Linked DNA regions of Homo sapiens: region 2 is linked to region 1. Evidence: chromatin contacts called from ENCODE Hi-C or POLR2A ChIA-PET data. All regions are on one chromosome and are shown on one strand. The core of a region is the stretch at or near the end of the contact, and the rest is flanking DNA. Distances in the headings are between cores, read along the strand shown. Region 1 overlaps SPEF2 (sperm flagellar 2). Region 2 overlaps SPEF2 (sperm flagellar 2).

What was found. A loop is a pair of places that touch in the nucleus more often than their neighbours do. ChIA-PET counts read pairs that join two places held with the same protein, here RNA polymerase II (POLR2A). Pooled maps may share reads with other maps.
Region 2: a map of CD4-positive, alpha-beta T cell shows a loop between it and region 1 (4-fold over the local background). The contact joins two enhancer-like sites. A Hi-C loop is called at or near these places in 2 of 168 maps with a recorded cell type or tissue (CD4-positive, alpha-beta T cell and naive thymus-derived CD4-positive, alpha-beta T cell) and 8 of 50 pooled maps. POLR2A ChIA-PET finds 5 or more read pairs at or near these places in 9 of 52 experiments (CD4-positive, alpha-beta T cell, CD4-positive, alpha-beta memory T cell, OCI-LY7 and 4 more).

What each region holds. Positions count from the first base shown.
Region 1 is chr5:35,670,824-35,675,441 of GRCh38, reverse strand. All of the region lies in intron 10 of SPEF2 (sperm flagellar 2), which reads right to left. Among named protein-coding and RNA genes, the nearest start is that of SPEF2, 55 kb to the right of the region's middle. Within about 2 kb of position 2,306, at least 3 of the 41 ENCODE cell types and tissues checked have a DNase peak (open chromatin) inside an H3K27ac peak, as active enhancers do; they include CD4-positive, alpha-beta T cell, where a contact is called at or near this core.
Region 2 is chr5:35,808,915-35,813,532 of GRCh38, reverse strand. The region is part of intron 36 of SPEF2 (sperm flagellar 2); the gene reads right to left. Among named protein-coding and RNA genes, the nearest start is that of IL7R, 46 kb to the left of the region's middle. Within about 2 kb of position 2,757, at least 3 of the 41 ENCODE cell types and tissues checked have a DNase peak (open chromatin) inside an H3K27ac peak, as active enhancers do; they include CD4-positive, alpha-beta T cell, where a contact is called at or near this core.

The DNA.
Region 1 (4,618 bases), core at 1,057-3,556:
AACACTGTAAACAAATGAGAAAAGAAATTGCACGTATGAAATGGCACACTCTTAAAAACTAAACTAGAATGATATGAGAATATTTCTTTCAACATCAATCTTCCTTCCCAGCTCCTTTCTATTTTGGAGGCTGATCATGATTCTTATTGCCTATCTTGAGAAATGTTTGTATTTTAGGAAGTGCTGATGTCTTAATTCAAAGGAATGATATTGTGAGGCATTGAGTGCAATGACAGGCAGAATTTTTACAATAGAATAATAGCCTTAGAGAATATCTCAGCCTTCATCATATAAGCAAGTGCTTACTCTGTCCACTTAGAGGTCAGCTGTATTCCTCCATATCTGAAAATAAAAGATGAAACCATCATATTTTTCAGGGCCCTCCAGTACTACACAATGCAATTATATACATTTATATTAAAATGAATAATTAGAATTAATGCTCAGGTTCATCAGTAGAAGCATCTTCATAGTCAAAAGACAAGAAAATTAAGACTTCTTGGCAAGAAACAGAAGAGGCCATAAAACAAGCAACTTCATGTGAAATTAAAAGTTCCTATACTTAATTAGTAAGTTTCCATATTGTGACATTTTGTAAGTATCCTGAATAAATGCATATATTATGGGCTGAATGTTTGTGTCTCCCCCAGATTCATATGTTGAAGCCCTAACCTCCAATGTGATGGTACTTGGAGGCTAGGCCTTTGGAATGTAATCAGGTTTAGATGAGGTCATGAGGGAGGGGCTCCCATGATGAGATTAGTTTTCGTAAACCATCATTCTCAGCAAACTATCGCAAGGATAAAAAACCAAACACCACATGTTCTCACTCATAGGTGGGAATTGAACAATGAGAACACATGGACAAAGGAAGGGGAACATCACACACGAGGGCCTGTTTTGGGGTCGGGGGAGGGGGGAGGGAGAGCATTAGGAGATATACCTAATGTTAAATGACGAGTTAATGGGTACAGCACACCAACATGGCACATGTATACATATGTAACTAACATGCACATTGTGCACATGCACCCTAAAACTTAAAATATAATAATAATAATAATAAAAAGAATTTGGAAACACCAAAAAAAAAAAAAAAAAAAAGAAGACGAAAAGAGAAGAGCTCACTCTGTTTCTCTCTGCCCTGTGAGAACACAGCAGGAAGGCAGTCTTCTGTGAGCCAGGAAGAAAGATCTCACTGGGGAGTCAAACTGGCTAACACCTTAACCTTGGGCTTCTCAGTCTCCAGAACTATGAAAAATAAATTGCTGTTGTTTAAGCCACCCAGTCTATAGTGTATTATTATAGCAGCCTGAGCTGATCAATGCAATGTATATGTTTTAAATGTAAAAAAGTGATCGATTCACATGCCCTTAACATTCATCTACTAAAATCTATCACTGTGCTTGTGTCAATTATCCAGGGATGTCTTTGGGCCACACAATTCAGATGAGACAGGAAAACAGAGAACTCCATGGCTCATTTAGTCCCATATTTCTATTCTTTGGTGGAAAAAGACCTGGTGGTAATAAAGGTCATTGTAAAAAAACTGGGGGATAGGTGTCCATACATGTGCTGTAGTGACAGGCGTACACATGTTAAACCATAACATATACAACCACATCTTAAAGTCTGGTTGACGGAAAATCATAAGCCAAAAATAATGTTAATAAAAATGTACATTATAACACACACTGTAGGGTTAATCCAATAACCACAACAAACTCACCTGATCATGAACTTAAACACTAATTTGCCATTAAAGGCAAAAAATAGCAGCAATTAAAAATCATGAACAACTTAAGACAACATGGATGATGTGCTGGAAATGAAATATCCTTCCCCCAAATTATAGAAATTCCAAGTATAACTTGGTTATGGGCATGCACAGTAGAGCTCTGAAAATGGTTGAGTGCTTTGTGGCAGGGACTTCTTAGAAAAATCCAAATCTTCAGGAAACCATAGCCATGAGCTAATTTTAGTTTATGAACACTAAATTTTAGTAACTCTTAAACTCATTCAACTAGTAATTGCTAGTAAGCAGCTTATATAAAAGTGAAACGCTATGAATTGCAACTCATTTGCTAGTAAGACCCACAGAAAGGATTTGCATTAGGGGGAGTTTGAGGTTCACTGGCAGGAGTCCACTGCATGATTGAGAACCACTAGCTGCTGTGTGGGGCTGTGCTGCCAGCTGCACTACAGGAACCAGGCCTCCTGGCTTAGACTGCTACCCATGGTCCATTGGGCTTTAAGGGCCCTTCCTCACTTTCTACTAAATAACTCAATGTTGTTATGCTGTGGTAGTTGCCTAGGAACCCCAGAGAGGTCTGACTGCTCCATGATGCTGTTCTTGCCTCTTTCCTGGGAGAGAGAAATGTTATTTCTAGCCACTGGGGTAGAGCTCCCTCACATTCAGTCATTCTCACATAAATAGAGTGTGATGATTTAGGAAATAAAGTTAAGACATGAGTCAAATTTTTGGCAGCTACATATGACATGTACATAAGCAAATATCTGTTTTAATTGCAATTTCTAGGTACAATATTTAAAAATTTTAAGCATAATAGCTTATTTGAACAGAACACGGGCTTCTAAAAGCACAAACTCAAAACTGGGAACTGTCAGTTCTTTAAAGGTATAGGGTATGGACATCAATTAAGTATGCTAAGAATATAAACTTTTTGAAGATTAATTTCTGAATAATACATTTGCTTGAACATAATGTTCATTATAATGTTATTGAACATTATATATAATGAACATTATTATGTTCAAGCAAATGTATTACACTATTTGTTCAAGCAAATGTATTATACTATTATACTATCATTCTTTATTTTTAGATCTTTGGTCTCTTCAAGAAATTGTCCTAAATGTTCCCACATACAAGCAAAAAATAAATGTTTCAACTTGTAAAATATATTATCTGGCTTAAATAGTCTATCACAACAGGCAGCGGAACAATGCATCCTGGCTTATCTAAAAGAAACAGTTGTCCACATTTGTCATTATTAAATTTGTTCAGGAGTTTTAATGCAAATGTATTACTTAGAAATTAATACATTTGCTTGAACATAATAATGTTCATTATATATAATGTTCAATAACATTATAATGAACATTATGTTCAATAACATTATAATGAATTATATATAATGTTCAATAACATTATAATGAACATTATGTTCAATAACATTATAATGAACATTATGTTCAAGCAAATGTATTAATTTCTGAGTAATATATTTGCATTAAAACTCCTGAACAAATTTAATAATGACAAACGTGGACAACTGTTTCTTTTAGATAAGCCAGGATGCATTGTTCCGCTGCCTCTTGTGATAGACTATTTAAGCCAGATAATATATTTTACAAGTTGAAACATTTATTTTTTACTTGTATGTAGGAACATTTAGGACAAGTTCTTGAAGAGACCAAAGATCTAAAAATAAAGAATGATAGTATAATAGTTTACAGTATATCCTAAAACCTGTATATGGCATATTTTCCATTATGGTGTCGAAGGGAGCTTGTGAAAACATATTATAAATCCTAAGGTAATTTTCATTTCTAGAAAAACAGCAAAGTCAATACACAAAATAAAGTACATTGCTAGACGCTCACAAACTCCTAACAAAAGTTTACAATTTTCTGCAAAAGAAATGCATCATCTGCTTCAGGATGTGGGTAAGACAAGCATGTTCCTGTGGTAACCATTTCTCATACAAGGAAAATAGCTAAAGAGACAAAAATCTTTGCTAAGCTGCAGCCTACTAGGTCTCCTGATTTGTAAGAGCAACAAGAATAGAGATTGAGCTGTTTAGCAAGTAATTTAGAAATAAACATTCGATGAACCAGTAAAGTCTGTCAAATAAAATGACTTTTAATTTACAATGGAAAGAAATACCTTAACACAGGTTGATACTGTCAAAGCATTTTCTTACATGGCATTATACTTTAGGTGGATGTAATAGGTCTAGTATATTTTACAACCGTACAAAACAAACATCCACATATATCTTTTAAGGTTCTAGTCAATCCTTAATAATAATTCTCTTAGTGCTACAAATACAGATTCATTTAATTAAAATATAGTATACATTTAATTTCTCATAATCTCATATTTTTCCTTATCTTTTAACCACAAGGTTATCTTCTTGTAATATTTACTTGTTAGTGTTATTTTGCACTTTTCTTTGTTCATTGTAATTCATTCATTTTATTCACCCTTTGTCCCACAAACCTTTGTTGAGTATGTACTATCAGTGAATAATTAGGTCAAATAATCTTTTCATAGATTTTTTTCATGTTGCACTTACTGACCTTCCGGGACTCATTTTGTAATTTTTCTAATAAAAAGCCTCACTCCTCATTCCATTGCTGTTGATCCACTCAAAATTTCTATCCAAAAGCTATGATTGTTACACCTTTACTTCTAAGGGTGAGATGGAGTGGGATGGGGAGAGTAGGATGGTGAGGAAAGAAATGGATATGTATTATATGCATCCAACATGAAGTGCACTCAGCTAAGTGTTTAACTCATGTTATTTTAAATGAAGTAGGTATAGTAGCATTCCCTTTCCATTAATTGAAAAATGGAAATCTATTAGCCCTT
Region 2 (4,618 bases), core at 1,508-4,007, 140 kb before region 1:
TTACCCAGTATAATTCTTCCATTTATTATTTATTTTTTTTAGAAATAGAGTTTCGCTCTGTCACCCAGGCTGCAGTGCTGTGGCATGACCATAGCTCACTGCAGCCTCAATCTCCAAGGCTCAAGAAATCCTCCCACCTCAGTTTTCTAAGTAGCTGGGACTACAGGCACATGTCACCATGTCCAGCTAATTTTAAAATTTTTTATAGAGAGGAGTCTTGCTCTGTTGACCAGGTTTCTCTCAAACACCTGGCCTCAAGCAATCCTCCCACCTCAGCCTCCCAAAGTGCTGGGATTACAGATGGCAACCACTGTGCCCAGCCCACTACAATTCCTAATAACATGTCTTCTTTATATAGTATGTTTATAATAACTAATGTCATTTTAATATTATCAAAAGTTAATTTGAGGATTAAGGAATAAGCTAACTTGTGATTATCTGACACTCCATAGCAAGGGGAAAATGATAAGCTCCAGATATATTTAAACCAGTCTTAGCTAAATTTATAGCTGAAATCAGGGACCACAATTTTCAGTAGCAGTGAATGGAGAAGAGCCTGTGAAAGCCAGAAAATGTTTGACACTGGTGCTTTGAAAACACAAAGCACTGAAGCAGCTATCATATTTTGTTATAAAGATAAAGGAGAAGCTTAGAGAATATTTTAAAGTCAGGTGCCCTGAAGACAAGAGGGATGAAAGTCTCCTTCAGTTCGCACTTATAATTATAGGTATGTTATCCTAATGTAATTGGGTCCTGATTCATTTGTTTATAAGATATTTTCTGGTGATATTCTAATGTTAACATTAAAAGATTTCTTGCTATCTCCTATTGAATATAAACCTCAATTATAAGGTAATATGCTTGATTTACATATTTGTTTTAAAGAATGTATAATAATTGAGCCTGCGTTCATCACAAGAAACTAAAGTTATTAAGTTTTTAGAGAAAATTGTTTATTCATTTACATTTATAAATATATATTTATCACAGGAAATTGACTTTGTTCACCAACAACCCAGTTCCAATATCCTCACTGATCTTCTTATATTTATACAAATCATTTTCTTAATAATTTAGGAGCATTATTTGAAAATAACTTTTTTGTACAAGGCCTATGAAAGTGGAAATTAAATAAGTGACTTTAGCTGAATGCCTATAATGTCCAACGCAAAATCTGGAACTTCCACATAGGTATGGACCAGAGGCTTCCTGGGACTTCAATTTGGACCCTTTATCATCATGGCACTGCACCAGTAAAGTCCTTCTTTTTTTCCAAAGACAAGACATATGTGTTCAAGAGATTAGATGCCAGCTCACTAGTCCATCCACATATAATTGCACGTGATTCAGAATTTCTTGTGCACGGTAACTACTACAGACCAGCAGTAGTAGAAGTAGGTTGGTGCAAAAGTAATTGTGGTTCTTTGCCATCAAAAGTAATGGGAGGCCAGGTGCGGTGGCTCATGCCTGTAATCCCAGCACTTTGGGAGGCCAAGGTGGGCGGATCACGAGATCAGGGGATCGAGACCATCCTGGCTAACACATTGAAAACCCATCTCTAATAAAAAAAATATGGAGAAATTAGTCGGGCGTGGTGGCAGGCACCTGTAGTCCCAGCTACTCGGGAGGCTGAGGCAGGAGAATGGCGTGAACCCGGGAGGTGCAGCTTGCAGTGAGCCAAGATTGCACCACTGAATCCAGCAATCCAACCCTCCAGCCTGAGCAACAGAGCGAGACTCTGTCTCAAAAAAAAAAAAAAAAAAAAGTAATGGCAAAAACTGCAACTACTTTTGCACGAACCTAATAGTAGTAGTAGTAGTATCTCATATATATTGAGTGCTTTCTATCTTCCAGGAACTGAGTTAAACACTTTATATGTATTATCTCCTTTAATTTGTACAAACCCCACCCCCCCCACCATGAGGTGACTATGATCATTGGCCCTATTTTACAGATGCAGACACCAAGGCACTTTGAGGTCACTTGCCGAAGGCCACACACTTCATAGGTATGAACCCAGTCAGTGCAGCTCCAGAGCCCACTCTCATAACCAAAAGCCAGTACACCTTAAATGCATTATTACAATTATGCATACTTATTTTTTTCAAATATGTATCTTAAAATGTTGTCACTTCTAAACAAGAACCTTGTAAACATAGAGCTGTTAGGCAACAACCTTCACTTCCCACTGTTTATAATAGCAAACAACATTTTAACCTGAAAAACCACACTCTAGCTTTTGCTCTTCTTATCTTGAAAGATCTTCAGATGACATCACTGTGGTTGAAGTGTATTATAAAAATGTGATCTATTTACTTGTACATGGATATCTGAAGCAAAAAATGACAGGACGAGTGCAGTGGTTTGAGTCTTCAAAGATTCTTTTCTCTCCATTCCTTCATTTCTTTTGTTTTTATTTTATTATTTATTATTTTTTTTTTTAGCAAAAATGAGAATAGAACACCTTACTGGAAAGGGACCCTTTTTCACTGTAAATATTAGAATGTAGACTTTTCAGGACACAGGCACAACTCTTCTTGATGGACCATCATACAAATGAGTCCCCTGGGTGGTAGTTTACTGGCCTCTAATTAGATTCCTTGGTGGAGTGACCAGGAAGAGGTGTGGAGGACTTGAGGAGGGAGAGTTAAAGTAGATGACTCAGGTATATCTTAGAGAAGCATTCTGGCAATGAACTAACTCACTAACTAACTCTCTGCTATGAGAATGCCAGGTGCTACAGGTATTGTGAGACTGGTTAACAGAAGACAGACACCCTGCTGCTGGGTGGCTTTCAGCCAGAGGGGTACTGTGCATCAAGGAAAGCTTGGCAAATGTGCAGGCAGAGGTGGTTTTGGAGATCAGTATGTCAGGATGTTCCTGGAATACAGGGGGTAGGGCCTGAAATGTTAGGTATTCTGCCACACTTGGGACAGTTATCCTCAAAGAGGAACTGTGCTGCTCCAAATGCCAATAGTACTTCAGTTAACATTGCTAGTTGCTGACACTCCTTCAGAAATGAGGGGAATGTATAACTTAAAAGGAGTCCTCCAGCACTTTGGGAGGCTGAGGCGGGTGGATCGCCTGAGGTCAGGAGTTCGAGACCAGCCTGGCCAACATAGTGAAGCCCCATCTCTACTAAAAATACAAAAAATTAGCTGGGCGTGGTGGCAGGCACCTGTCATCCCAGCTACTCAGGAGGCTGAGGCAGGAGAATCGTGTGAACCCAGGAGGTGGAGGTTGCAGTGAGCCCAGATCATGCCACTGCACTCCAGCCTGGGCAACAAGAGCAAAACTCTGTCTCAAAAAAATAAAGTGGGGGAGTCTTATGGATGACAGGTTTCCTGGGAAGTCAGAACACCTATTCGGAAAGGCTAACTCTTGAAGGTAGCCATCTGTTGGCTATTTTCTTTTCTCAAGCAAATTGTCAAATAGAATCTTCTTTGCAAGTTCATCATATTTAATCACTCTGCTCAGAGTGAAGATATTTTCAAGTCATACTGATTTTGTGGGAGTTTTCTTTCCAGTATGAGAGGAAATAATTGTGGCATCATTTTTATGCTCCTACTTGTAATCAGCAATATAAAATAAGTCCTATTTTACATAATTCCAAAGGATTTTGCAAATTATTTTACTGGTTCAATGTAAGAGAGCTGTTCCCTGATATGTGGAGCAGGGAATGTAAGCTAAAATGCAGTCTAGAGAGATGGGCCTATGGAATCCACGTTGTGCAGGATGACATTATGGCACAATATCCCCAAGGAATGCTTAGGGATGAAGAAATTAACATCATATCATGCTCTGCTCAGCAGCCTGTTCATTCTCTCTTGCTTTTCAAATGGAATCCACATTTCCCTTTGTGACATCTGGGTTCTTCGCAATCTGGCCTGATCTGACCAATTTAATGGGATCATTTTATACCTTTCCCAGGCTATTCATGGGGTGGGGCTCCTGCAGTCCTTCTTCCATGCCTTCCCCAGACCTTGCCTTCACCCAGGACTCTGCTGCCTCCCTACCCCAACAGCAAAATCCATGTAGACGTCCCTTTCCCTCTCTCCACTTTCCCAAACCCTGGCTATCGTTCAAGACCTAGCTTATTCCTTCTTGGGCAGACTCCCTCCACACTTCCAGCACAAAAATGTCAAGTATTGAATTCCTATAATTTTGCACTTGGTTGGTTTAACTTATATCACTTTCTTGCAATTCCTGCATGTAAAAATTATCTTGCAAAAAGGAGTTAAATTTTTTTAGAGCAGTGACCAAATTATGTACTCAATTTTCTCTCTCCTATGGAAGCTTATACTACGGGTCTCAGTAGTAGGTGATCAGTATTGAATAGTACCCCTAACAGCCATCATTTCTGTAGCACTTCCCCTGTGTCAGATACCATGCCAAGTGCTTTACATGCATGACCTCACTTAATCCTCACCACCACCCTTTGAATATGAATGTTTCATCCCCATTTAACAGACGAGAAAGCCAGGATTAGGAGAAAGTTAAGGTCAGGGAGTTACTGAGGGGTAGACCTGAGATTCAGTCCCATGACCTGATTCCAGAGCCTGTGTTCTTACATGCTGTAATCATATTTCACTACTGCATAGGCTTCGTGTCTAAACAG